Linked DNA regions of Homo sapiens: region 1 is linked to region 2. The links are chromatin loops, found by intact Hi-C in ENCODE. Cell type or tissue: endothelial cell of umbilical vein. All regions are shown on one strand.

Evidence for each region. A loop is a pair of places that touch in the nucleus more often than their neighbours do. Peaks named below come from ENCODE experiments on the same cell type or tissue, not always from the same donor. Only the 100,000 strongest peaks of a DNase experiment are listed, where the experiment ranks them.
Region 1: it touches region 2 in a loop (6-fold over the local background); 10 of 110 quality-filtered maps call a loop at or near these places.

What each region holds. Positions count from the first base shown.
Region 1 is chr19:28,707,348-28,715,347 of GRCh38, reverse strand. It overlaps the pseudogene LOC100420587. Among named protein-coding and RNA genes, the nearest start is that of ERVE-5, 100 kb to the right of the region's middle. In endothelial cell of umbilical vein, a CTCF peak has its summit at 4,799 (motif pointing right); a DNase peak (open chromatin) is centred at 4,857.
Region 2 is chr19:28,326,551-28,334,550 of GRCh38, reverse strand. No RefSeq gene overlaps it. Among named protein-coding and RNA genes, the nearest start is that of ERVE-5, 280 kb to the left of the region's middle. In endothelial cell of umbilical vein, no CTCF peak of the experiment used is centred here; a DNase peak (open chromatin) is centred at 3,460; H3K27ac peaks cover 1,175 bases.

The DNA of each region.
Region 1 (8,000 bases), 380 kb before region 2:
CATCCTGGCTACTGCCTATGTTTGCTCAAGAACCTGGGGCTTAACAGTCAGCAAGTGACAAAGCCAGCCAGGCCTGTGTCCTTCCCTTCAGGGTGATGAGGTCCCCCAGGCTCCAGGTGGATCCAGAGGTGTCATCTTGAAGTCAGGGACTAGAGTCAAAGCCTTAGACGTCTACCTGGTGTTCTGTTGTACTGTGGCTGAGCTGACACTCAAACCACAAGATGCAGTCCTTCCCACTCTTCTGTCCGCTTTCCAAAAGCAGAGGAGCCTCACCCTGTAGCTACCACCATCCCAGGCCACAAGGACTACTGCCAGACTATTGCTGATGTTCCTGTAAGGCCCCAGGTCTCTCGACTCAGTTGGTGGTGAATGCTGCCTGGCCTGGGACTCACCCTTCAGGGCAGTGGGCTTCCCTCCCTCTGACCCAGGACAGGTCCAGAAATGCCATTCAAGAATCAAGTCCCAGAATTAGGGACACTAATAGCCCGCTGGGTACTCTACCCTGCTGTGGCTGTGCTAGTACCTAAGGTGAGAGACGAAGTCCCCTTTACTTTTCCCTCTGCTTTTCTCAAGCTGAAGGAGACTTGGCCTGTGGCCCACCACAGCTGGGAATGTGCTGAGTCTCCCCTGAAGCCAGCAAGTCTCAGTGGCTCATCAAGGCCCTTGACGTAGTACCTGGGTATAGCTGCTGGTTATTCAGGGTCCAAGGGGTCTTCAGTTGGCAGGCGATGAATGCTGGCAGGACTGGGTCCTTTCCTTCAAAGCAGTGGGTTCCTTGTAACCCAGGATGTGTCTAGAAATGTCATTGGGGGTTGGGAGTTAGGGCCTGGAATGCGGCATGGGGAAGCCTCACAACTCTGGCTGGTGACCTATCCTGCTGTGGCTGAGCTGGTATCCAAGATGGAAGATGAAGACCTCCCCACTCTTCCCCCTCCTCTTCTCAAGTGGAGGGATGGGGTCTCCTTTAGAGCTGTGAGCTGTGCAGTCTGGGTTTAGGGGAGGGGTGATGCCAGCACTCCGGTAGACACCCCAGCTGATGTCTCAGTAGGTTGTGTGCCCCCACCAAGTCCACTGTGTCTCTGTGTTTCTGGGCCCAGTTCAGCCCTAGGACTCACCTAAGAGTCGCAGTCCTTATGGCCTAGTGTGCCTGTCAAGTTTACTTAGAGACACAAAGTGCTTTAGCCCTCAGTGGCAAGGTTTGCAGGATCTCAAGTTTGGACTGCTGGGATGAGTGATTCCGCTCTGGCTGGGGCTGGTTTAAATGCCGCCTCCATAGGTGAGTGTCAGCTGAGTTTGGTCTAGTTTTCCTTTCTGCTGTGGCAGGACAGCTCAGTTTAATGCCTTACAATTGCAGTGCTCTCCCTCCTGCAGCACCCAGATATGCTCTCTGTACCACACAGGATGGTGGGTGAGGGGTGGCATCGGCGATTCAAGACTGTTTTTTCTATCTCTTCCATGCCTCTTTTCAGTGATATGAAGTTAAAACCAGGTGCTATAGGTGCTCACGTGATTTTTAGTTCTTACCAAAGAACTGGATAGTTGTTAAATTGGTGTCCTTGCACAGAGAATGATCAGAGGAGCCTTCTTTTCCACTACCTTGCTCTGCCTCCTCCATTCCCATCTTAACACACTCTCCTCTCAGCCTCTACGACAGCACTATTCATTTGGTGTCTCACCGGCTTGGTTTTCTAGTCATCTTGCCTAGCTCTTCTCTCATGCTCTAACTTTTTAGAGTGTTCGAGTTACCAAGGGATCAATCCTATTACTCTTCTTTTTCTCATCTACTCTACCTTGGAACCACATTATAATAACTTGGGGATTTTCCTTATAGACACATCCAACCACTACATGAAGAAGGAATGATAGAATATCCATATTTTGTAACCACTAATGAAATAAAGGTTGTAGGCAGTGATCCTCAATGACTGCTGTAATCTTTAGGTGAAAAACTAATAGAGAACTTCATAGTGGGTGAATCAGGCTGACAACACCTGAATCCATTGATCAGTCTTAACCTCACAAAAAGAGATGGCTAGGCGTTATAGAAGTCTTCACTTACTGTTGTCGACAGGTTCTTGGAAACTTCAACTTTAAGCGAAATTACAAAACCAATGTTACCATAGGCTAATAGATACAAACAAAAGTTAAAGTTCCTATGGCCTATTTCTGGTCACAAAAACATCACCAAACTTCTAAATAAAGACCAAAAACAATTTTAATCTTGAACATTGAAATAAATGTGAATCCTGTATACATATAAGAAAGATTATAAAAACAAAATAATTATTTACCCAATTTTTGGTGAATCAGTGAGTCACGGCAGTCATGGTGGTGGTTGGTCAAATTGAGGAATAAATGTCGGCAAAGTAAAAATTGTAAGGAGTACCCTTTACCACCACGTGGTTCAAACCGTCACCAACTTGATGGACTCGCTGAGTGATTTTATACTGCATTGTTTATTGTTGTGCATTTGTATGATTATTGTCTAATTTAAGATTTTTTATTTGACAATAATTCATATTCATTCTTTCATTTTCCAACCTGCTTATTCCAGTTCAGGGATGCAGGTGGCCAAAACCTATCATGGCAGCTTAGGGTGCAAGATAGGAACCAGCATGAGACACAATGCCACTTCATCCCAGGGTGCACTCACACCCACACTCAGACTGGGACGATGTCGACACACCAGTTCAGCTAGCATGCTCATCTTTCGTATGCACATCTTTATGATGTGGGAAGCCAGAGTACCTGTAGAAAACCCATGCAGACATAGGAAAAACATGAAAACTCCACACAGACTGCGACTATGGCCAGGAATTGATGTTTATTCCCTTATATAGTGAAAGGCATTCAATGAAAGGCTGATATTAGAGGACTTGCTATATGTGCTTCCCGATGCAAGTACATCATACCTCACTTGAAGTATTCCTGCCAAAAAGTCTTTCCTGAAGCCCATCAAGCTCTAGATCTTACTATCAGTTTACTAGAAAGGAAAGAAACAGAAAAACATGTTAAATGACCCCATGGATAAGTAATCAACAAAATTCAGTGTGTGTGAAACTATTAAATAAATTACAAGGGTAAAAAGAGCAAGGGGTAATGTATAGAATAAAAGTGATTTAAGAGACGCATCCATTAAGGGCCACAGCTGGCCTTGTTTGGATCCTAATTTGAACAAGTCAACTGTAAAACAACAACAGCAAAAGAGAAAATTAGGAAAATTTGAGTACTGACTGGATATTTGGTAATATTAAGAAATTAAAACTTTTTTGGCATAAGGATTTATTTTAGAGCTACATACTAAAAATTTGTGAATGATTTGATACATCTGAGATTTGCTTCAAAATAAGCCAGGGTCAGGATGATGAGAGGAGAGGAGCAGAGGGTAGGTTGGTGAGGTAGAGATGAAATAAGATTTCTCCCAAGTGGGTAATTCTTGAAGTTGGCTGATGGATACATGATATTCATGATACTATTTTATCTGTTGTATGTTTAGAATTTTTTGTAATAAAAATTTGTTAAAGTGCTTAGAGAGCTTTAAAAAACATGTGAATGCTAACCCCCTTCCCTCCGCAGATATCTGATTTATTGGTCTGGGATAGGGAATCAATTTTTTAAAGTATCCCGGGGGACCCTAATGTGCAACCAGGGTTGAGAACTGCTGCTTTATATTATGTCCCTAGATGATCTCATTTACTGCTTTAAAACTATTAATATGCTGACACCTCCCAGATTTATGTCTCTAGCCCTGACCTTTCCCTGGATCTCTGGGCTTGTATATTTCTCTGTACATTTGACGTCATTACTGGGAGGTCAGATAGGCATCTCAGCCTGAACATGGCAAAGACACAACTCTTCATTTTGAACCCCAAACCTGTTTCTCTCCCAGTGTTTTCTATCTCAACAAATGGAACTACTACCTGCCCAGTTAGAGATGGTCAATAAATACTACTTCTGATAAAAAGAAAGTTTTAAAAAAATGAGTGTTATAGAAAAACCCCTCTAGCTGATTCAAAGAAGGTCTTTATCTTGTGTGACTCAACTGATAACCATAGCAAATATGCAGCATTCTCTGAGATATGAGAATTGCTTTGATTTATTCTTTAGCTCTCATCCCTCCAGAATCCTAACATTTGGAGCCAGTGATTAAATTTGAATGATATTAAGTTATTTTTCAGGTTTTTCTACCAGAACATTTGGAAGAGTTGGGATGAAGAAAAGGATGATGCATATGATTGTTTTGTCAGACGTGTTAAACCTCAATTGAGATTGTGTTTATTACTGACCTTGTACATATTGAAAAAATAGTTACCATGGCTTAATTTTACCTTTGTGAGACACACACATGCGCAATGCACGCACACACACACATACACACACACATACACACGCACATACTCTTACTCCAAGGGCCTATAGACAGAAATAGACCAATATACAAATAGTGCAGCCCCTTTTCAAGTTATTAAATGAAACGAACAAGTGCAGAGAAACCTGCTTTAACTGTTTATAAACTAAGCCTAAAATCAGGAGGTTTGTGAACATCTATTTAATGACAATTGTTTGAAAAACAAAGAACTTATTTGCATTATAGAGACTTTTTTGCTTGAAACTTAAATAATACTTTTTTTTTAAAGTATATGGCTTTACTCTAAGTTCCTATAGTAAAACATACTAGGTTAAACTAACAGATGAATCAAAAATACCTAAACGCATTCTTCTAATTTATCATATTTTGACAAGGAAAAGCTTTTCCGTTCAAAAATACCAAAATTAATCATGCAACCTAAATTAAGTAGTTGTTCTATGCTGATCTTGTTACATGCGACACTTATCTTTCCACTAGATGGTGCTGTAAGACCAGTAATTTTCTCCTGTATTCCTGAGCAGTAAATTAACAGGCAATGCTGCAATAAAATTAGAACTCACACTAAAAAGAATTGTAGAAGGTAATTTGTTTTTCCTATGTGAAAGATGATTTGACATTATATAAGACAAGGCCTTTACATTTTCATGCAGTTTGATTTGATTTAGTAAGTTTCTCTTGGTTTAAATAGTAAATAATAACAAAATTTTTTAAAAAATGAAAATCTGGTTAATGGTTCTACCTGGTTTACAATTATGTATGTCTGATTTCAGCTTTCATAAGTTGACTGTGATTTCTACCTTTCTAATTTTTCTATTGTGCATTTCCTATTTTTCTATAGTGTGTTCAGTACAATCCCAGAACATCAAAAAGCTTGAATATTTTCTAGGTTTGATACACTTGCTCTTAAAGAGCAGTGATTGGTTTTGATTGAAGTAGAATGTAATGGTAGGTAAATATAATGCATATCTGGCAAATTTGATCTGTATGTGGACAAAAAAAATTGTATTCTGATTTGAGAGCCTTGCATGTGTGGACAAGTAATGATCTCCATACATGCCTTGTACATCACTGGCAGATGGGACAGCATAAGGGAGGAATTGTCTTTAGTTACGGAGAAGAAACTGTGGCACTTGATGGAGAAACTGGAATGTTATCACATGTATGCAGACTCTAAAAAGGTTCCTGGGCTAAGATAGGAGTAGAGCTATCAGCAGGCAAGATCAAATCACTGTCTTGATTTTGCACCATGTGGCAAATATTTTTCCTTTCTAATTCAAAACACACTACTTCAGAACTTAGGGGTCTGAAGATGATGTTGGTTCACTGGTTCTAGACTGTAAAGTATCAATCTAATGAGAAGAAATAAGCTAACTTGCATGGATATTGGAAATGCTAAGAAACTTATTTTAAAATTTTAGTCTTAATCTTCGCAACTTAATAGACCAGTGGTTTGGTTCGTAATTTCTTATTTGCAAAGTAGATTTCTAGAGTATCTTTAAATGAGTGTGGATAACCAAAGTAGACAAAATCCTTACTTTTTCAAGCTTTACCCAATCCATTTACTTGGAAAAGCAAGAAAATAAAATCTTCTGTTCATTTTAAATATTGAGTGTTCACCATAATTTGATATGAATTAGGATTTTGTTCAGCTTTCTCCCCTCCCCCCATCTTCTTAAGAGCATGACGAAGTTAAAAAAATAATAATCTAAGACAATAGTTCTCAACCTTGGCTACACATTACATGCTTGGGGAACTTTAAAAAATACCTCTCCACTTTCAGAGGCCCGTTTTTATTGCTCTGGATGTTGGCCTGAGCATCTGTATTTTTGAAAGATCCTAGGTGATTCTAATATTCATCAGAATTGAGAAGCTCTAACCTAAGGCACAGCTAGTTGATATACATTTAACTGAAAAATAAAGCAATTATTTTAAAACTACAGGTAATGGCAATATTTTATTTTATTGTTAAACCCATTAATTTAATATCTATTGACTGTACATTTATAAATTATTTTATTACATTGAGACATACTTTTTGTTCTGTCATTATATTTGAGAATTTATGTAAATGAATAAATTTCAAGTGCCAGTAAGGTGGTCCAGTACAAGGTTATTTTGTGTTAATCATTCTCTAATAATGACAGCATTTTTTTCCCCTCAAAATCTCAAAGGTTTATTTTTTTGAAATCCCCTGGTCTTTCTCTGGGAATATTCAACATAATTTTGTGCCTATATAGTGCTTTAAATGTAAGGAAGGACTAGACAGTTTGAGTCATTTCTAATTTTTGATCCTATAAATATGGTAATCTTTTAAAACATTTTAAAATCACATTCAGATCTCTGAAAAACATGGCAGTCTTAACCATTGTGAAACAATTTACTTCCCTCTATACCCCTACTCCCCAGTTGGCCCTTGCCACCCACTCCTTATTAAGATTTTGAATCTAATATATGAGAAGAAAATAATTTCTTATTAAATAATGATTACAAATTGTACAATATGAACTTTAGGTAATTCTAAAGCACAAATGTTTGGATCTAAGAAAAAACAATTCCTCAAAAGAAGAAAAATTAATGACTTCAATGAAGTGGTGTTTGAAACTTTCAACAGTTACCACTTAGAGTACTATTCAGAGAGACTTAACATGTACCTGAGTTATAAAGCACTTTTCTTAGTGGGTCTTTGAGGACTCCATGGGCTTTCTTAATGAGAAAAAATGTGTCTGAAAGGCAATGGATTTCAGTTTGCTTTTAAACTCTCAGGGATTATGACATTCTTGAAAACTGAGTTCCTTCAGGACGTGACTACCACAATCTGTTGTCTCAATGTGAGGAGAGTTACAGCAAATTTTTTAATCTGAGAAGCAGTTTGGCAAATTGTAGCTCTGAGCAGGAAAATATCTCCATGGTTGAAGGGTTAAAATTGTATTCAGAGATTGAACAGGTGAAGCAAAAGCTAAAACTCATGGAGAGTCCTTTGTTGAGGTATGTGTGCCTTTGTAATTCTTAGCTAGTTAGCATCTTTTCTTCCTTGCTATCTTACTGAGAACTGTTAGGTCTGTTTGGTTTCTTCATGGTATGTGTTTGGTTATCAGAATTCTAACATCTAAGCAAAGGGTGTCCATCCAGTTGTCAGAAGTTCCACCCATGAGATCTCCTCCACCATGATGACTGGTCTGCTGTGGACCCTACTCATGGACAGGCTTTGCCAGGTGCCTTGGGGGAAGATATAGAAATTCAGGTAAAAGAAGAGTGTCTTGCTGCAAGTGGCTTTTTTCCTTCTGATTCACCATAGGTTTTCATGAATTCTACACAGAGCTTCCCAGAGGTGGTTTTCTGTTAAATAGGAAGTAGTGAGAACCCTGCCTTTCATCAGCAGTAGCCACTTACCAGGCATGCATTAGGTTCAGTCCACTACCAAAGGAGATGCTTCAGCGTGCAGTGTTGGCTCCATTTTCAGAGTGAGACATGAAGGCACTTGGAATAATACTCGAGTTGCTTTGTGGGGTTGTATATTTGTCACTTTGCACACTGCCTATAAATACCTGATAAAGAAAAGAGGTTTAATTGGCTCACAGTTCTGCAGGTTATAAGGACACATGGCAGGGGAGGCCTCAGGAAACTTACAATC
Region 2 (8,000 bases):
GGATGCTCTGAGGAATATGGCGAAGGCCTCTTGGAGTTGTTTATGTGAGGTCGATGTTCCCAGCTGCTCTCTTTCCCGTTGGTGGAAGCTTGTCTAGAGGATGGGACATCTCCCCAGCACTTCTCTGCTGCTCCTGTGTTCCTGTGGCTGAGTTCCCACCTGCCTGTCTCCTCCCCTGCTGGCAGTGTTGGAGAAGCTGCGGTGCAGAAAAGGAAAAAGCTCAGTGTGCACTTAGGCAGGATACTGTCAGTCTGATGAGGATCAAAACCACTGCAAATTCAGGAGTGCAGCCGAGGTGTGAGGCGGGCACACAGGTGTCCTCTCCAGGATATGAGACATGTGTGACCTATCTGGTCATCTGTTTGGAAGCCCTGTGCCAAGCCCCTGCCATCTGGGGCAGATGGGGAAACATATCCCTCCACCATGGGTTGGAGGGCGCCCTGCTTCTGAGCCTCTGTGTGTTTGGAGTTTTTGTGCTCATGAGCGCTCCATGAGGTTGCCTGGCATGGTCAGCCTAGACGTCCCATGCAGCTTGATGTTTTTTCCAGTTTCCTGGCCCCTGCCTGGCTCCCACTAGAGAGGCCAAGCCAGGTCAATCTGCTCTTAGAGACCCCCAAACTCTCTGCAGTTTCTGCTTTTCTCCCTACTTGGCTCAGAACAGGGGGTGGGGAAGTGGTGGCAGAGTACAAGCATCACTTTGTCAGAAAGTCTGAAGGTCCTGGCATCCTGGCTTTCTTTCTCCAAAATCAAGGAATCTTTTCTAGTTCTGAGAATGAAACACTGTTGTTTCTGATTGCCATTATTCTATGCTTTGAGTTCCTTGGGGCTTAAACTTTAAGACTTAGAATGAAGAAATCACTCCTGCCTTAGGCTGGCTTCCTCCTAGGAGCAGACTCTGAGAAGGTTTATTTGGGAGGTGGTTCTGGGAAGTGCTGGTAGAGAAGTAGGGAAGGGCAGAGAAAGCAGCCAGCAAAATGTGTGTCATCAAACCAGTAATCACTGTGAGTGGCTGCTTAATCCTGCTGGGGAGTTCTGAGAGCTGGCATAGAATGCAAGCCTCCTGCAGCCATGAAAAAGAACAAAATCATTTCCTGTCCAGTGACATGGGTGCAGCTGCAGGCCATTATCCTAAGAGAATTAAGGCAGAAACAGAAAACCAAATACTGCACGTTCTCACTTATAAGTGGGAGGTGAGCATTGGGTACACAGAGACACAAAGAGCAGAACAATAGACACTGGGGAGGAAGGAAGGGAGGCAAGGGCTGGAAAACTACCTATTGAGTGCTAGGCCCACTACTTGGACAATGGGATCACTAGAAGCCCAAACCGCATCATCATGCAGTATACCCATGTAATACATCTGTACATGTACCCCTTGAATCTAAAACTTGAAACAAATTTAGAACATTGTTCTATAAAAAGGGGGAATACAAGCCCCTAAGTTATTTCACCTGACAGGTGAGGGAGCTGGGGTATTTATCTACCAGTTTGCATTAGTTATTGGATGACAGCTGCTTATAGAAGTTATTTCTCTGGCACATTGGCCTCCCTTGGGTCTGGGAGGAGAAAGTTCTAAGGTAAAGGAATGCAGACATGGCAGCTGGATGTTGCACAGGGATGCCCAGAAGTGGCGAGGACTGAAGGGGCATGGATGCAGCATCAGTAGGGCCTACTTCAGCTCCCTTGCTTTTTCTTATTCTTCTATACTTTCTCCCACGCAGTTAACAAGAAATGGCCTGATGGTTGGAAAGGAAGAAAGGAATGAGATGCAATGAAATTCTGGGGGAAAAACTCTCAGTATGTCAAAATAGCATCCCAGTAATTTTCCTTATTGGGAAGGCTAATGGTGTCTTCCATGGGCAGGAGGACTGTGGGTTCATTTGTCTGATTTAAGGATCCAGAAAAATTTTCAAGGATGAAGTATTCATGCTGCCTGAAGGACCTGGAATTTGTCAGCCAGCACGTGGGTAGGTGTGGTTTCAGTTACACATTAACTGTGCAAGTTTAAGAAGATGGCTCAGCACTGTGGTTAAGGACTAGACCCCAGGGTCAGTCAGGCCTTAGTGCAAGCTCTGGCTTAGCTTCTAACTTGCTTTGTAAGCTTTGGCCTTACAAAGGCCTAGTTTCTCCTTCTCTAATATGAAAATAATAAAGTACCTTCATCGGCCAGGTGCGGTGGCTGATGCCTGTAATCCCAGCACTTTGGGAGGCCAAAGTGAGCAGATCACCTGAGGTCAGGTGTTCCAGACCAGCCTGGCTAACATGGTGAAACCTTGTCTCTACTAAAAATACAGAAATTAGTCGGGCATGGTGGCGGGCACCTGTAATCCCAGCTACTTGGGAGGCTGAGGTGGGAGAATCGCTTGAACCTGGGAGGCGGAGGTTGCAAGTGAGCCGAAATTGTGCCATTGCACTCCAGCCTGGGCGATAAGAGCAAATCTCCATCTAAAAAAAGTACAAAATAAAGTACCTTCCTCACAGAGTGGTTTGATAATCAAATGAGAGAGTGCATTTGGATAATGTATTAACACAGTGTCAGGTCCAGGGCATCAATACTGGACTTGTTAAGGCCCGGTTTTCAGCTGGCATGTGTTGGAGGTTTATGGCCAATGTCACTTCTGACTGTTGTTATTATATTACACCCCTCCCCGGTGGCGGTTGCAAGATTCCTGACACAGGAGGCCCATCACCCTAGACCTGCCAGCGTTCATTTGGCCTTGCCTCCATTTTTCACTCTGTATTTACATTTGTGGTAGCTGCCCCTGGTAATCGGCCTACCGCTTGGATCTGCACAGAGGGAAATGTCTGTCCTTTCCCCTGAGCACTGTCTGGGTTAGGAATGACCCCTGAGAGGAAGACTGTGCCTGATCTCACCTCCCTGGCAGTTGGAGGGAGTCAATCCCCTGCCTCTCGTGGGCTGGCTGCCTCTACTGGGCCTTGTCACTCATTGTCATTCCCACTGATGAAGTTGCTGGCTCATGGGAGCATTGCTTGCTTGAGAGACTGAGGAAAGGGGCTGAATTTTACTCAACTTTGACACATTGGAGTGTGAGAATTTACATGTTATTAGTAACAAGTCACTGCACCGAGCTACCATGGTAATACTCCCCCTTCTTTTCCTGGCCACTCTGCTCCTATCCCAGGACCTCATCAAGATCCCCTGTTAGGTAACACTGGCCCAGCAGAGGTCCCTAGACCCTGCCCCAGCACCTTGGCCAGCATCCATTCCTTAGGCCATTGGGGCCCACGCCTAGCTGTTAAGTATTTTGAACATCTCTCCTGGGTATATGGTAGATGCTCAGGAAGCAACTGCTGAATTAAATGTTCTATAGATGGTGGTCAACAAGGGTGATGTTTCTGATTAAAGAATACTCCCTGCTAGTCTCCTCTGGGAATATCCTTTTCTCTTTTATCTCTGCAAGTCCAAATCCTATTTTTTATGACTCAGGTCAAACAATAGAAAGTAAGAGCTGGATGGAATCAACTTTAATTCAACTTCCACAACTAAATAATAAGGAAATGAGTCCTGAGGCCAGGAAGTGATTCACCCAAAGTGCCAGAACTCCATAAAGCCTTTGGGAATTTTCTCACCAGCTGTGTAACCATGGGTGCCTGGAAATATTCCCCTTCCCAGCTGAATCCTTGAAGTTCCAGTTTATTAGGGGCCAAGAGAAAAACTCCACTTCTGAAGGTGTGTTAGTCCGTTTTCACACTGCTGAAATAGACATACCCAAGACTGGACAATTTACAAAAGATAGAGGTTTGATTGGACTTACAGTTCCATGTGGCTGGGGAAGCCTCACAATCAGGGTGGAAGGCAAGGAAGAGCAAGTTATGTCTTACATGTATGGCATCAGGAAAAGAGAGAGCTTGTGCAGAAAAGTTCCCATTTTTAAAACCATCAGATCTAGTGAGACTTATTCACTATCATGAGAACAGCATGGGAAAGACTTGCCCCCATGATTCAATTACCTTTCACCTGGTCCCTCCCACAACACCTGGAAATTCAAGATGAGATTTGGATGGGAACACAACCAAGCTGTATCATTTCACCCCAGCCCCTCCCAAATCTCATGTCCTCACATTTCAAAATGAATCATGGCTTCCCAATAGTCCCTCAAAGCCTTTACTCATTTCAGCATTAACTCAAAAGTCCACAGTCCAAATTCTCATCTGAGAAAAGGTAAGTCTTTTCTGACTATGAGCCTGTAAAATCAAAAGCAAGTTAGTTACTTCCTAGATACAATGTGGGTACAGGGATTAGGTAAATACAGCCATTCCAAATGGGAAAAAGTGGCCAAAACAAAGGGGACACAGGCCTCATGCAAGTCCAAAATCCAGTGGGGCAGTTAAGTCTTACAGCTCCAGAATGATCTCCTTTGACTCCATGTCTCACATCCAGGTCATGCTGATGCAAGAGGTGGGCTCACATGGCCTTGAGCAGCTCTGCCTCTGTGGCTTTGCAGGGTACAGCCTCCCTCACAACTGCTTTCACAGGCTGGTGTTGAGTGTCTTTGGCTTTTCCAGGCCCACAGTGTAAGCTGTCAGTGGATCTACCATTCTGGGTTCTGGAGGACAGTGGCCCTCTTTTCACAGCTCCAGTAGGAAGTGCCCTAGTTAAAACACTGTGTGGTGACTCTGACCCCATATTTTCCTTCCACACTGCCCTGGCAGAGGTTCTATATGAGGGACCCACCCCTGCAGCAAACTTCTGACTGGACATCCAGGCGTTTCCGTACATCCTCTGAAATCTAGGCAGAGGTTCCCAAACCCCAATTCTTGACAGTTGCCAAGGCTTGAGGCTTGCACCCTCTGAAGCCATGGCCCAGGCTCTTCATTGGCCCGTTTCAGTCATGGCTGGAGTGGCGAGGACACAAACACCAAGTCCCTATGCTTCATACAGCATAGGAACCCTGGGCCCATCCCATGAAACCACTGTTTCCTCCTAGGCCTTCAGGCCTGTGATGGGAGGGGCTGATGTGAAGACCTCTGACATGCCCTGGAGACATTTTCCCTATTGTCTTGGGGATTGACATTCAGCTCCTCCTTATGCAAATTTCTGCAGATGGCTTGAATTTCTCTTCAGAAAAAAAGATTTTCTTTTATATTGCATTGTCAGGCTGCAAATTTTCCAAACTTTTATGCTTTGTGTCCCTTTTGAAACTGAATGCCTTTAACAGCACCCAAGTCACCTCTTGAATTCTTTGCTGCTTAGAAATTTCTTCTGCCAGATACCCTAATCATCTCTCTCAAGTTCAAAGTTCCAAAAATCTCTAGGGCAGGTGCAAAATGCTGCCAGTCTCTTTGCTAAAACATAGCAAGAGTCATTTTTGCTTCAGTTCCCCACAAGTTCCTCATCTGCATCTGAGACCACTTCAACTTTGAACTTATTGTTCATATCATTATCCGCGTTTTTGTCAAACCCATCGAACAAGTCTCTTGGAAGTTCTAAACTTTCCCACATCTTCCTGTCTTCTGAATCCTCCAAACTGTTATAACCTCTGCCTGTTACCCAGTTCCAAAGTCACTTCCACATTTTCGGGTATCTTCTCAGCAGTGCTCCACTGCACTGGTGCCTATTTACTGTTCTAATGAACATTAGTCTGTCTAATGCTCATTAGTCTGTTTTCATGCTGCTGATAAAGGCACACTTGAGACTGGGAAATTTACAAAAGAAAGAGGTTTAATTAGACTTACAGTTCCACATGGCTGGGGAAGCCTCACAATCATGGTGGAAGGCAAGGAGGAGCAAGTAACGTCTTACGTGGATGGCAGCAGGCAAAGAGAGAGCTTGCACAAAAAAACTCTCATTTTTAAAACCATCAGATCTCATGAGACTTATTCACTATCATGAAGACAGCACAGGAAAGACTTGCCCCCATGATTCATTTACCTCCCACCGGGTCCCTCCCACAACACCTGGGAATTCAAGATGAGATTTAGTTGGGGACACAGCTATATCGGAAGGTTTGCAAAGAAAAAAATCAACCCACAAAAGTCAGACTAATTGGAGAAAAGGCATATAAATGTGTTAATGTGCACACAGGGAGAAAAACACAGAGTAAGGACTCCTACCTCCCAAAGGGGTTCAGAAGCTTACATGCCATCTTGAGGCTACAGAAAAAAATGGGACTTGCCATCAACTGTGGATTGGATAAAGAAATCTACATTTGTGGATTTACATGTTGTACATATATACCGTAGAATACTACACAGCCATAAAAAAGACGAAAGTCATGTTCTTTGCAGCAACATGGATGCAGCTGGAGGCCATTATCCTAAGCCTATTAATGCAGGAACAGAAAACCAAATACTGCATATTCTCACTTATAAGTGGGAGCTGAACATCAGGCACTCATTGACATAAAGATGGGAACGACAGACACTGGGGACGTTACAAGGGAAGGGAAGGGAAGGGGGGCAAGGGTTGAAACACTGTATATTGGGAACTATGCTCACTACCTGGGTGATGGGTTCAATCATGCTACATCCCCTGAATCTAAAATGAAAATTGAAATTAAATAAAAATAATTGGGGCTTGGATTGCGGCAAAACAAATTATGGTGGTAAAACAGGTGATGGGAGGGGGAGAAGATGAGGCCTGGCTAGCATAGGTAGGCTTGTTAAGTAGCTAAAACCTCACAGGTGGCTGCCCTCAGAGAGGGTAGGTGGTAGATGTCTTTTTTAGACCTTAAAAGGTGTCATGATCTCAGTGAATCTTTCCTAGATCCAGACAAGGACAAGGGGAGGCCTCAGAGAAAAACTCGCAGTATCAGTGCAGCTTCCCTACAGATGCAAATCTCCCCCCACAGAAGACAGCTTTGCAGGGAGACTTCTGTTTGCCAGATCTCTGAACAGCCATCTCAAATTATTTCAAAAATATATTTTGGGGTAAAATATTTGGTTTCCCTAACTGCTTACAATAGTGTGGCTAGATCCTGAAGAATTTACATAGATTGTAGCATCTCTAAGTGGCAGGTTCTGCCATCACCTCTACTGTAGAAGTGAGGAAACTGAAGCTCAGGGAGTTTAAGTCACTGGCCAAGTGCACGAAGCAAGTAGTTGGTGAAGCTCTTACTTGCTGTGCTTTGAATCTTCTTTTTCAGTTATACTCTTCCTTATGCCACACCTCCTTCAGACCTGGAGGGCAGGGCATCATCTCAGCGTGCCTCCCGCCCAGGCACAGTGGGAGGGAAGCATTAGTAAGGGCTTAGCAAGTGTTTAACGAGTAAAAGAATGAATGCTAAGAACGGCTGAACTGTGATATGAAGGTGGGATGTATTCACAGTTCATATTTACTTGGGTTGGTGGGGCACGGTACGCAGATGTTATAATTCTGGATGAAAATCGAAAAGCAATTCGTGAGTGCTTACAGAGAAGCCAGCATGGCCATCACTAGATAAAAGGGTACTTTTCCAGCCTGGAGATACAAATATCATCTTTGCAGGTTTGCACGGCTTTCCCCAAGTCTTTTTTGAAAACTCTGCATGACAGAAATTCTAAATGAGTTTCCTCTCAGTTACCAGATACTTTGGAAGGGAGCTCTTGCCCAGATTTGCCATGCAATTCGCTGCCGGAAAACTCCATCATCCTTACCTGTCTCAGAGGGCAAGTTTTCCCATCTAATTATCTGAAGCAGCAGCTGGGGATCTAAGTAAAAGCTGGAGGGTTTCCACACAATTGCTATAGACTAGCTGCCTGTCTTTTAAGATAGTGGCCTGACAATTTGAGGAGACACTGCAGAGTTCCTTAGCAATGTTGCCTCGACTGTGACCTACCAAAGCTATTTATATGTGGATAAAAATGCAATCCAAACTCAACAGTAGCTTATTTTTAGTTCTCCTGGAGTGAAAATGCCCCTATAAATTGCCAGTTCTGGCAACTTTGCCTGCAGTTTTTGATTTTATTTAAATGAATGCCCACTGTTGACAAGATATATTGATAAGCCCACGTCTTCAAGATCAACCCACAGATGTAAAACATGATCAGCTACTGCAGAG